Regions from separate parts of the Homo sapiens genome. Here region 1 is linked to region 2. Evidence: read pairs that join two places in POLR2A ChIA-PET (ENCODE). Cell type or tissue: MCF 10A. All regions are shown on one strand. Each heading gives the region's core, and the rest is flanking DNA. Links, peaks and the distances in the headings are about the cores only. Region 1 has its middle 30 kb from the start of PDYN. Region 2 has its middle 48 kb from the start of LINC03086.

The links. ChIA-PET counts read pairs that join two places held together with the same protein. Peaks named below come from ENCODE experiments on the same cell type or tissue, not always from the same donor. Only the 100,000 strongest peaks of a DNase experiment are listed, where the experiment ranks them.
Region 1: POLR2A ChIA-PET joins it to region 2 with 5 read pairs; 2 of 35 experiments call an interaction of 5 or more read pairs at or near these places.

What each region holds. Positions count from the first base shown.
Region 1 is chr20:2,021,093-2,026,475 of GRCh38, forward strand. No RefSeq gene overlaps it. Among named protein-coding and RNA genes, the nearest start is that of PDYN, 30 kb to the left of the region's middle. In MCF 10A, for the core only: no CTCF peak of the experiment used is centred there; DNase peaks (open chromatin) are centred at 1,209 and 2,249.
Region 2 is chr20:2,156,474-2,161,856 of GRCh38, forward strand. No RefSeq gene overlaps it. Among named protein-coding and RNA genes, the nearest start is that of LINC03086, 48 kb to the right of the region's middle. In MCF 10A, for the core only: no CTCF peak of the experiment used is centred there; no DNase peak of the experiment used is centred there.

The DNA of each region.
Region 1 (5,383 bases), core at 60-5,059, 140 kb before region 2:
TAGAATCCTTCCAGACACCAAATCCTTCCACAGCCTCCAAAGTCCTGGGTGATCTCGCCTCCCAGTGCCTTGCCAACCCAGTCTCCTTTCGCTCTCCTCCTTAGTGCATTAAAACCACTTTGCTTCTTGCTCACACCGAGGTCTTCTCAGCCTCAAAGTTGCCCTCAGGCTCTCCTCTCTGCCCTGAAAACTCCACCCAGCTCCTAGTTGGATGGATTGTTCCTTCTTATCCATAACTCTTAGAAGTCTTCCCTGGCCCCAAGACTAGGCCAAGTTCCCTAGGTACAGGGTCTCTTAACCCCATGGAACTCTTTTCTTTTTTGTTTGTTTGTTTTTTTGTTTGTTTGAGATGGAGTCTCGCACTGTCGCCCAGGCTGGAGTGCAGTGGCGCGATCTCTGCTCACTGCAAGCTCCGCCTCCCGGGTTCACGCCATTCTCCTGCCTCAGCCACCCGAGTAGCTGGGACTACAGGCGCCCGCCACCACGCCCAGCTAATTTTTTGTATTTTTAGTAGAGATGGTGTTTCACCGTGTTAGCCAGGATGGTCTTGATCTCCTGACCTCGTGATCTGCCGGCCTCGGCTTCCCAAAGTGCTGGGATTACAGACGTGAGCCACCACGCCCTGCCGCCATGGAACTCTTTTCTACAGCACTTCTTGGAGCCTCTGATTAATAAGTTATTGGCATGATTATGTGTCTATTGACTGAACTCATGCTAGAATGTAAGCTCCATAAATGCAAGGGCTCTGTCTGACTTGTTCACTATAACCCCAGTGTTCAGCACAGTGCAGGCAGATAGTGGCTGCTCAGCACATATCTTATGCATGCCTGATGAATGGAGAAATGAATGTGATGGATGGGTGGATATAATGGATGGATGGACAGACAGCCAAACACATGGATAGATGAATGCTATAGATGAATAGATAGATGCTATGTGTGGGTAGAAGGATAAATGGATAGACAGATGGGTTAACGGCTTTCTCTAGATCACTTATGCCAGAGGGTTCTCCATCTCATATTCCCAGGTTTCCTGGCTGGCAGCCCCCTGCTGCAGTTTTTATTACTCCTTCCTGCGCTGACAAAGACAGCCTGGTTGGATCTTACCTGGGCCCACACTGCTGGGAAAGTGGCCAAGAGACTCCAGATCTGACTTGGGTATGCAGCAGCAGGAGATTGTGGGCTGATGTGGAAATATCCTCTCCTGGGGAGAAGGTGGGCCCATAGCAATTATGCAACAGAAAGGGCTCTTGAAGTAAATCTGTCTTGCACAAACAGGTTAGAGTTAAATTTGACCTGAGCATGAATCACGCTGTCAGTTTCCCATTCAACCACATCACTGAGCTAGCAACCTCTGTGAATGCTACTATTTATATAGATACAAATACATGTATTTATACAGACAGAGGTATGTGCGCAACTGAAGCTTTCTGATTAATTGTATCCTTGGAGAGAAAGACTTCTTTTTATAACTCCTCCTTTTATGCTCAGTAAAAGCTGGTTCAAGGCTACAGAGAGGGAAGTCCTTGAAGGACTGAGGGGTGCCCAGAGTGGGAGGAAAGATCAACAATTCATTCAGCAAACATTTCCTGATGCTTACTCTGGGGCAGGCACTTAGAAGTGTTAGTGGGGTGGTGAAGGGTGTGAAAATTAATAACATGCTTTTTGCCCCCATGTTATTCAAAGTCTGGTGGGGCTGACTGACACACGGAAGGTTAGTGGGTGGTTAAGGATTCAGACTTTGAAATCAAATAGGTGGGGATTCAACTCCCAGCTTCACCATGTACTTGCTGTGTGACCTTGGCAAGTTATTTAAGGTCCCCGAGCCCAATCTCTCATCTCCATGGGTAACAGATGCAGATATTATATAGATATATAGATAGTATCTACCTGCTAGAGTTTTTGTGAGCCTGGAATAAGACAGCAAATGTGAAGCCTGACGCAGAGTAAACACTCAAGAATCATCATCATCATTGCTTCATAGCTAACCTTTTTCAGTGTTTAGGACGTGCCAGGTACAAAAAGCACTTACAGGTATTAACCCACTTAATCCTCAAAACAACCCTCGGAGAGTGATATTATTCCCCATCCCACCCCATTTTCTCAGATGAAAAAGTATGACACAAAGAGGTTAAGTGATTTGTCCAAGGTCACACCTCTCCTAATTGGTGGAACCAGGCTTTGAACTCATAATACCAACCTGGGTCCAGATGGTTACAAGTCCACCCCAGGTTTTCTTTAGCACCCTTTTGGCATCCTTTTCGAAACTGTGCTGATCCTCCGGCCAGCGCCTTGAGGACAGAGAGGAAATTGCTTCTTTGATCATTAATTATTGTTACCTGCCAGGTATTTCATATATAGGAGAAGCAGTATTGTGTAGTGTTTATGGTTTGAATCTATGCTCTTATCCCACATTAAAGAAAGAATTAGAAACAGTAGTAATAAGATGAACAATCTAACTTAAAAGGCATCGTACAGGGGAAAGGCTTTAGCTCAGATCAGCTTCTGGTACCATCTACGTGCTACCTGACTTTGGGCAAATCAAGTCCTCTCCAATGCCCTTTCAGCTACTCTCAGCACTTTGCTTATTTAATAAACACTTCTCTGGTCATCCTTCTGAGCATGTGACTAATATTAAGTTTCATATAATCTTATCAGATAGGAAGTTAGTATATCCCCATTCCGTGGAAGGGAAAACTGACACACAAAGAGGTCAGACAACTTGCCTAAGGTCAGACAGCTGGTCAAGGGCAGAGCCAGGATTCAAACCAAGCAGTCTAGCCCCATGCTCAGTCTTCTTAAACATATGACCCTGTCCTATCACATGCACCCTATCACATTGTATCCACCCATCGACCCACAGTGGGTAAATAGTATCACCGCCATTGTACACATGAGGATGCTGACGCTCAGGGAGGAAAGCCACTCACCCAAGTGCTCTGACTTGTAAGTGGCAGTGCCCTAAGATCAAAACCTCAAAACCAGGTCTGCCATGTGTTCTTCCCACAGCAGCCAGCAGGATTTTTCTATCAGTCCACTTTCCCGGTCAGGTTTATTGGCTTCTCCTTGCTCTCAGGATTAAGTCCAAGGGCTTTAATCCAGTTTAACAGACCTTCAAAGATGTGGCCAGCAAATGTCTCCCACCCTGTCACTCACCACTCCCCCTCACACTACCTGAGCCAAACTGAATAACAGGCAGCACCTAAAGGTGCCAGACTCTTTCCCAGCAGAACCAAAATCCTGTCCTTGATTCTGCCGGGAAAGAGAGGCTGGCACCTTTGGGAGCTGCCTGTTATTCCCTCAAAGAGCCTGGCATCTCCTACTCCATAGCTGTCCCCAAATTCCTGTGACTTCCATGGGGCTTTGCCTGGTCCACTCTGCTGACCATGTGCGCTGACCATGTCATTGTCTCTGACATCCCCGTATCCTCCCAGACCCCATGTGCAGCCCCTCACTGGGTTCCATGGGCAATCCAATCACGGAAAGTTTTAAACAAGATCTAGGGGTGAGTTCATGGGGAGGTGCTCATAAGGAATGGGACAGTGGCTGGCGACCAAGGTAGCCCCAGCATCTGGGACAGGGTCTGACCGTGGAAGACTCTCCATGGGAAGGAACAAAGTGGGGATAGAGAATGCACAAGCACACTGGCAGCACCCACCCGTAACTACTCCCAAGTCATTTCAGAACCAGAATACACTCCTCTCTTTGTCTCAGTTTCCACATTATTGCAATCACATCTTAACATTGAAGCAATGGTCTTGAGAGTCTCCTACTCCATCCACCCCCAGGAGCTTATCAGTTTATATCAACTTATTCTTTTAATTCGGCTCTCTGAAAACAAATCATGCCCACCCCTTACCCTAATCCAATAGAAACCAAATCTGTGCAGTGCGACCCAGGCATTCATAATTTTTATCTACCTGCTCCCACCTCACCCCCCACTCCTAACCATTTTCCCCGCCCTTTTGTGGTTAAGTGTCACTGGTCTCTCAGTCTCTTCCTCAAGAAAGTCTTCCCTGCTGTCATTCCTCAAATCAAGTTGGGTGTCCTTCCTCTAAGCTCCCACAGCACTTACTTTCTCTTATACTCTGAACCTCGAGTTTTTAAACTCCAGACTAGTCTTATTATCTGTGAGTTTTTCCAGAGTCTAGAATGATGCCTACCATATTGTAAAAGAGCTTAATAGCTATGGAATAAATGAGTGAATTCAACTTTGAGGATGCTTCCCACTTTTCACTCTTGTAATTAACAGTGAGTAGCTCCATAAATATGCCTTTTCCTGTGTTTTAGAATATTTCCCCAGAAGTAGGGCTCCTGGGACAAGGATAAAGACTTGTGTGTCTCTCACTATAGTGTAGATGCCTCACTCACACTTTTTCCTTACTCCTTTCTAACAAAACCCTGCACATGTCACCTATAGAGTTTGGGCAAGATTTATTAAACCTTCACACCATTGAGTGAATCCCTGATTTAAATCCAACTGGGATGTCCTTTCACTCCCCACACCCACACCATCCATACCAGCCACACCCCACATATACACAGAGTGAGGGACTTAGGGGTGATCACGTGAACAAAGCTAGTCCAATGAGAGTCAACCAGACTCAGGTCCAACCCTTCTTTTTAATTGACAAATAAGAATTGTATATATTTATTGTGTACATGATATTTTGAAATATGTATACAATTGAAGCTCCATATCCATGGTTTCCACATCAGTGGATGCACCCAACCATGGATCAAAAGTAATAGGAAAAAAGCAATAAAAAATAACAATACAACAATGAAAAATAATACAAATAAAATATAGTATATTTACATAGCATTTACATTGTATTTGATACTATAAGTGGTCTAAAGATAATTTAAAATATACCAGAGATATGTGTAGGTGTCACAGGATCCTTGGGGTGTCGCTTTTCCAGCCAGAAACCTCTGTGGCCAGTGGCACCTTTGCTCAAGTTTTGCTCAGGCCCACTGGACTCGTTCTGCCCACTCAGCCTGGCAAGCTGTGCTCGGCTCATGTTACCAGCCTGGATCCCACACCTGCCAAGGGTAAGCCAGCCATGGAGTAGTAAGGCACGTGTGAATAAGCATGGGGTCCAACCACTGTGCACAGCCAGGCATGCCAGCTGCGGCGGGGCAGGCAGCTCCAGGCGCTGGCATGGGTGCCAGCTCTCTGCGAGGCTGCAGCTGGACCAGGTGTACTGCTAGCAGCTTCCACAGCTGGCACTGGGGAACATGGTGGCGCACAGAAGCTTGGAGATGCCAGGAACCACAGAGTCCCAAAGAGGATGTCACAGCCCTGGTTCAAGGAGCTACTAGATGTGGGCTCCCCAAAGGGCTGCAGCTCTTCTCCCCTTCTCATTGCCTGCAATGTGGCA
Region 2 (5,383 bases), core at 76-5,075:
GCTATTAGAACTAAGTGAATTTGGCAAGGTTGCCAGATTCACGATCCATATACAACAATCAATTGTATTTCCATATGCTAGCAATAAATAATCAGGAATTGAAATGGAAAAAATAATACCCATTTAAAATATCATCAAAAAGTATGAACTACATATGGATAAATCTGGCAAAAGAAATCAAAGATTTGCATGGTCTACAAAATATTGCTGGGAAAATTAAAGAAATTTAAATAAATGAGGAGATATAAGTCGATCCTCACTATTTTGTATTTGCAAATTCACCTACTCACTAAAATTTATTTGTAACCCCAAAATCTAACCACAGGGCTGTAGCAGTCACTCAGAGACATGTACAGGCAGCAAAAATGTGAGTAGCCAGATGCTCACGTTCCCAGCTGAAGTCATACAAGGCAACTCCCTGCCTTCTTGATTCAGGTCTTATAACTGTTGACAAGGATCCTTTCCACAGTCTATTTAGTGCCATGTTTTTCACATGTATGCTTTTCGCTGGTGACTTTAAACTGTCCCTATATATAGTGCCCAAGTGCTGCCTCATGTTCCCACATACAAGGAGGCTGCAGTGTGCCTCATGGAGAAGACACATGTGTTAGGAAAGCTCCGTTCAGGGGTGAATTATGGTGCTGTTGGATGTGAGCTGAATGTGGATGAATCAACAGTGGCTACTATAGGCCAGGCACGGTGACTCACGCCTATAATCCCAGCACTTTGGGAGGCCGAGGTGGGTGGATCACCTGAGGTCAGGAGTTTGAGACCAGCCTGACCAACATGGTGAAACCCCATCTCTACTAATAATACAAAACTTAGCTGGGCATGGTGGTGCACGCCTGTAATCCCAGCTACTCAGGAGGCTGAGGTAGGAGAATCGCTTGAACCTGGGAGGTGGAGGCTGCAGTGAGCTAAGATCATGCCATCGCACTCAAAAAAAAAAAAAAAAGAAAATAGCTATTACATAAGGTGCCTTTAAAGAGAAATGCACACAAAGCAAGGTAATGTATTATCAATGGACAAGAATGTTGGAGCCAGAGGCTCACAGGAACTGCACTCTGTACTTCCCCTGGGATCAATGGTTCAGTATTTGCTAATTCAGTGTTCGTGGACACTTTACAAAACATAACTACCATGAATAACAAGAATTAATCATAGTTTGTTCGTGGGCCGGAAAACTCAAAGTCATTAAGATGGCAATTCTCTCTGAACTCACCTATAGATTCACTGGAATCCCCACCAAAATCTCAGCAGGCTCTTTTTGTAGGAGTCGACAAGCTGATTTTAAAACTCATATAAAAAAGTAAAGGGGCCTAAAATGGTCAAAACAACTCTAAAAAAGAACAGTTAGAGGGCTAACACTATCTGATTTGAAGAAGTATTATGAAGCTACATTAATCAGAACAGCATGGTATTGGCATAAAGATAGGCATATAGATCAACAGACAAGAATAGTGAGTCCAAAATTAGATCCACATGTATTTAGACAACTGATTTTTGACAAAGTTACAAAGGCAGTGCTGTGGAAAAAGGCTAGCGTTTTTAACAAATGGTGCTAGAATAACCAGATAACTATATTTAAAAAAATAAACTCAATATATGCCTCACACTGTATACAAAAGTTAAATCGAAGTGGATCAAAGATTTAAATATAAAATGACAAAACTTCTAGGAGAAAACATACAAGAAAATCCCGATGGCACTGGCAGATATCTCTTAGATGACAGCAAAAGCACAATTTATAAAAGAACAAATGGATAAATTGAACCACATCAAAATTTAAAACTTCTGTATTTCGGCCGGGCGCAGTGGCTCACGCCTGTAATCCCAGCACTTTGAGAGGCTGAGGCAGGCAGATCACGAGGTCAAGAGATCAAGACTATCCTGGACAACATGGTGAAACTCCATCTGTACTAAAAATACAAAAATTAGCTGGTCGTGGTGGCACGTACCTGTACTCCCAGCTACTCAGGAGGCTGAGGCAGGAGAGTCGCTTGAACCCAGGAGGCGGAGGTTGCAGTGAGCCGAGATAGTGCCACTGCACTCCAGCTTGAAGACAGAGCAAGACTCCATCTCAAAAAAAAAAAAAAAAACCTAAAAACTTCTGCATTTCAAGGGACACTGTTAAAAGAATAAACAGACAAAACAGACTGGGAGAAAATCTTTACAAAGCATGTATTTAATAAAGAATTTGTATCAAGAATATAAAGAACTGTCAAAATTGAATAATAATAAAACACCCCCGCAAGCTGGCAAAAGATTTGAATAGACATGTCACCAGAGACCATAAGCATGGCAAACTGCACATAAAAAGATGCTCAACATCATTTGCCATCAAGGAAAATTAAATTGAAAAGTTTTAAATTTAAATTTAATTGTTTTATACTTAAGTTGTAAACATTTTAAATTTAAATTTAAAGATCAAATTAGGCCGGGCACAGTGCCTCACGCCTGTAATCCCAGCACTTTGGGAGGCCGAGATGGGTGGATCACCTGAGGGCAGGAATTGCAGACAAGCCTGGCCAACATGGTAAAACCCCGCCTCTACTAAAAATACAAAAATTAGCTGGGCGTGGTGGCATGCACCTGTAAACCCAGCTACCCAGGAGGCTGAGGCAGGAGAATTGCTGGAACCTGGCAGGCAGAGGTTTCAGTGAGCCGAGATCACACCACTGCACTCTAGCCTGGGTGACAGAGCAAGACTCCGTCTCAAAAAAAAAAAAAAAAAAAAATCAAATTAAATCTCCAATAAGGTGCTACTTGCTACACACCTATGTTGGTAAGTAGGAGGAAGAACTGGAACTCTTATGCCCTGTTGGTAGGATGGAAAATGGTATTACCACTTTTGAAACACTTCAGCAATTTCTTAAAAATTAACCATAAACTCCAGCCATTTCACTTCCAGGTACTTACTCAAAAGAAAAGGAAATCCATGTTCATGCAAAGACTTAGATAAGTACATCTTTATTTATAATAGCCCCAAACTGGAAACAACCCATCTGTCCATCTGCATATCAATGCATGGATAAAAGAATTGTGGTATATCCACACAGCCAAATGCTACTCAAGAACACAAAGGAAAACTAGGCATACATGCAGTAACATGGGTGAGTCTCAAAGTAACAATGCTGAGGGAGAGGAACTAGACACAAAGAGTATGATTTTATTTACATAAAACGCTAAAAAATGCAAACCAATCTATAGTAACTGAAAGCAAGTCAGTGGTTCCTTCAAGATGGTGAAGGGCTGCAGGGGAATATGACAAAGATACCCGAGGAGGGCCGGGGGCAGTGGCTCACGCCTGTAATCCCAGCACTTGGGGAGGCCGAGGCCTGTGGATCCCTTGAGGCCAGGAGTTTGAGACCAGCATGACCAACCAACATGGTGAAACCCCATCTCTACTAAAAATACAAAAATTAGCGGGGCGTGGTGGCAGGCGCCTGTAGTCCCAGCTACTAGGGAGGCTGAGGCATGAAAATCAGTTGAACCCAGGAAGCGGAGGTTGCAGTGAGCTGAGATCGCACCACTGCACTCCAGCCTGGGCAACAGAGTGACAGTCTGTCTCAAAACAAAACAAAAAACCAAAGATACCTGAGGAGAATTAGTTGTGACGGGTGTGTTCACTCCCTGGAATACGGTGACGATTTCATGCGTGTACACATATGTCAAAACTTATTAAGTCGTATATTAAAATATGGGCAATTCATTGTGTGTCAACTATACCTCAATCAAATTGTTTTTAAAAAGTAGGAAGGACATAAGAGTTCACCTGAAGGGGCCCCTACCTGGAGGCCAAACTTGGAACAATTTGAGCGTCAAATAAGAACAGTGATGATAATGGATTTACAACACATCGAACAATAATAATAGTTTTTTAATCTGTGTATGATGATACTACGAAAGCAGGGGAGAGGGAAGGGAGAGGAAAGCTTTACAGAAGAACATAGAAAGGATAATGGGAAAAATCTCTATTTGCAGCTACTAATGCAATAATTGATTCAGGCAAGGCATCAATAGCTGCTAAAATCACTATGTGAAAATTCGTGAGGAAACAGGTACTCACATATCTCAAATATCATAATTCATCACACAGATGAATTACTATGTACAAAAGGAAAGATTAGCTTTATAATGGAGAGATCTTCGGGAACACATTAGTCAAATGATCACACCTTAGCATTACCAATGATGAGACAAACTGGCAGGAGGCCCCTCCTTATATAACACAATGGGAGACACAGCCTCCCCTCTGCAGATCTCGTGCCCAGAATGCTTAGCCAAGTCTAATCACAAGGAAACAATCAGACACACCCAAATTGAGGAACATTCTACAAGACACCTGGGCTGTCTCTTTTACAAATGTCAATGTCATGAAAGGAAAAAAAAGGTGGGGGCGATGGTACAGTGGGGACTATTCATTCCAGATTAGACCCTAAAGGAATGTAACAACCAAAGGAAGTGCCTGATCCTTGATGGAATCCCGTACTGAAAAGAATAAAAGTAAAACTGCTATAAAGGACATTATCGAGACATTTGGGGAACTAGAATATGAGCTGTATGAGGACAGCCTTGTAACAATGTTAAACATTTTGGTTATTCTGGTATTTAGTTAGTATTTTTGTTGTGTGGGAGAATGCCGCTTGTTGTAGTATTCTGCTTGATACACGGATGCATGCCCAAGTTTTTAGGGGTGAAGCTTTATGATATCTCTCTCGCTCTCTCCCACCCTGCCCTACCCCAGCCACATACCTGCCTACCAAGAGAACAGCACAAATGTGGCAAAATGCTAACTAGGGAGGCTTGGCGAAGGGTGTAAGGGTATTCATTGCATGATTCTTTTAATTTCTCTGTAGTACAAAAATATTCAAATTAAAAGCTAGAGGGCAGGCTGGGCGTGGCAGCTCACGCCTGTAATCCCAACACTTTGGGAGTCCGAGGCAGGTGGATCATTTGAGATCTGGAGTTCAAGACCAGCCTGGCCAACATGGTGAAACCCCATCTCTACTATAAAAAAAAAAAAAACAAAAATTAGCCGGGCATGGTGGCAGACATCTATAATCCCAGCTACTCAAGAGGCTGTGGCAGGAGAATCATTTGAACCCAGGAGGCGGAGGCTACAATGAGCTGAGATCGTGCCTCTGCACTCCAGCCTGGGTGACAGAGTGAGACATCATTTAAATAAATAAATAAAAGCTGGAGGGGAAAGGTAGGGGTGGCTGGTCCAGAAGGGTCCTTCCAGCTCCAAGAGTCAGCTACCAGCTCTGACCTTTGATTGCCAGTACCTGGGCCCCTCCTGCCCACCTGGCAGCATCTTCCTTCTCCCAGCAGCCATGGTGCTGTCCATCCTGCCGGACCTGGACCACTGGGAGCAGGAGGT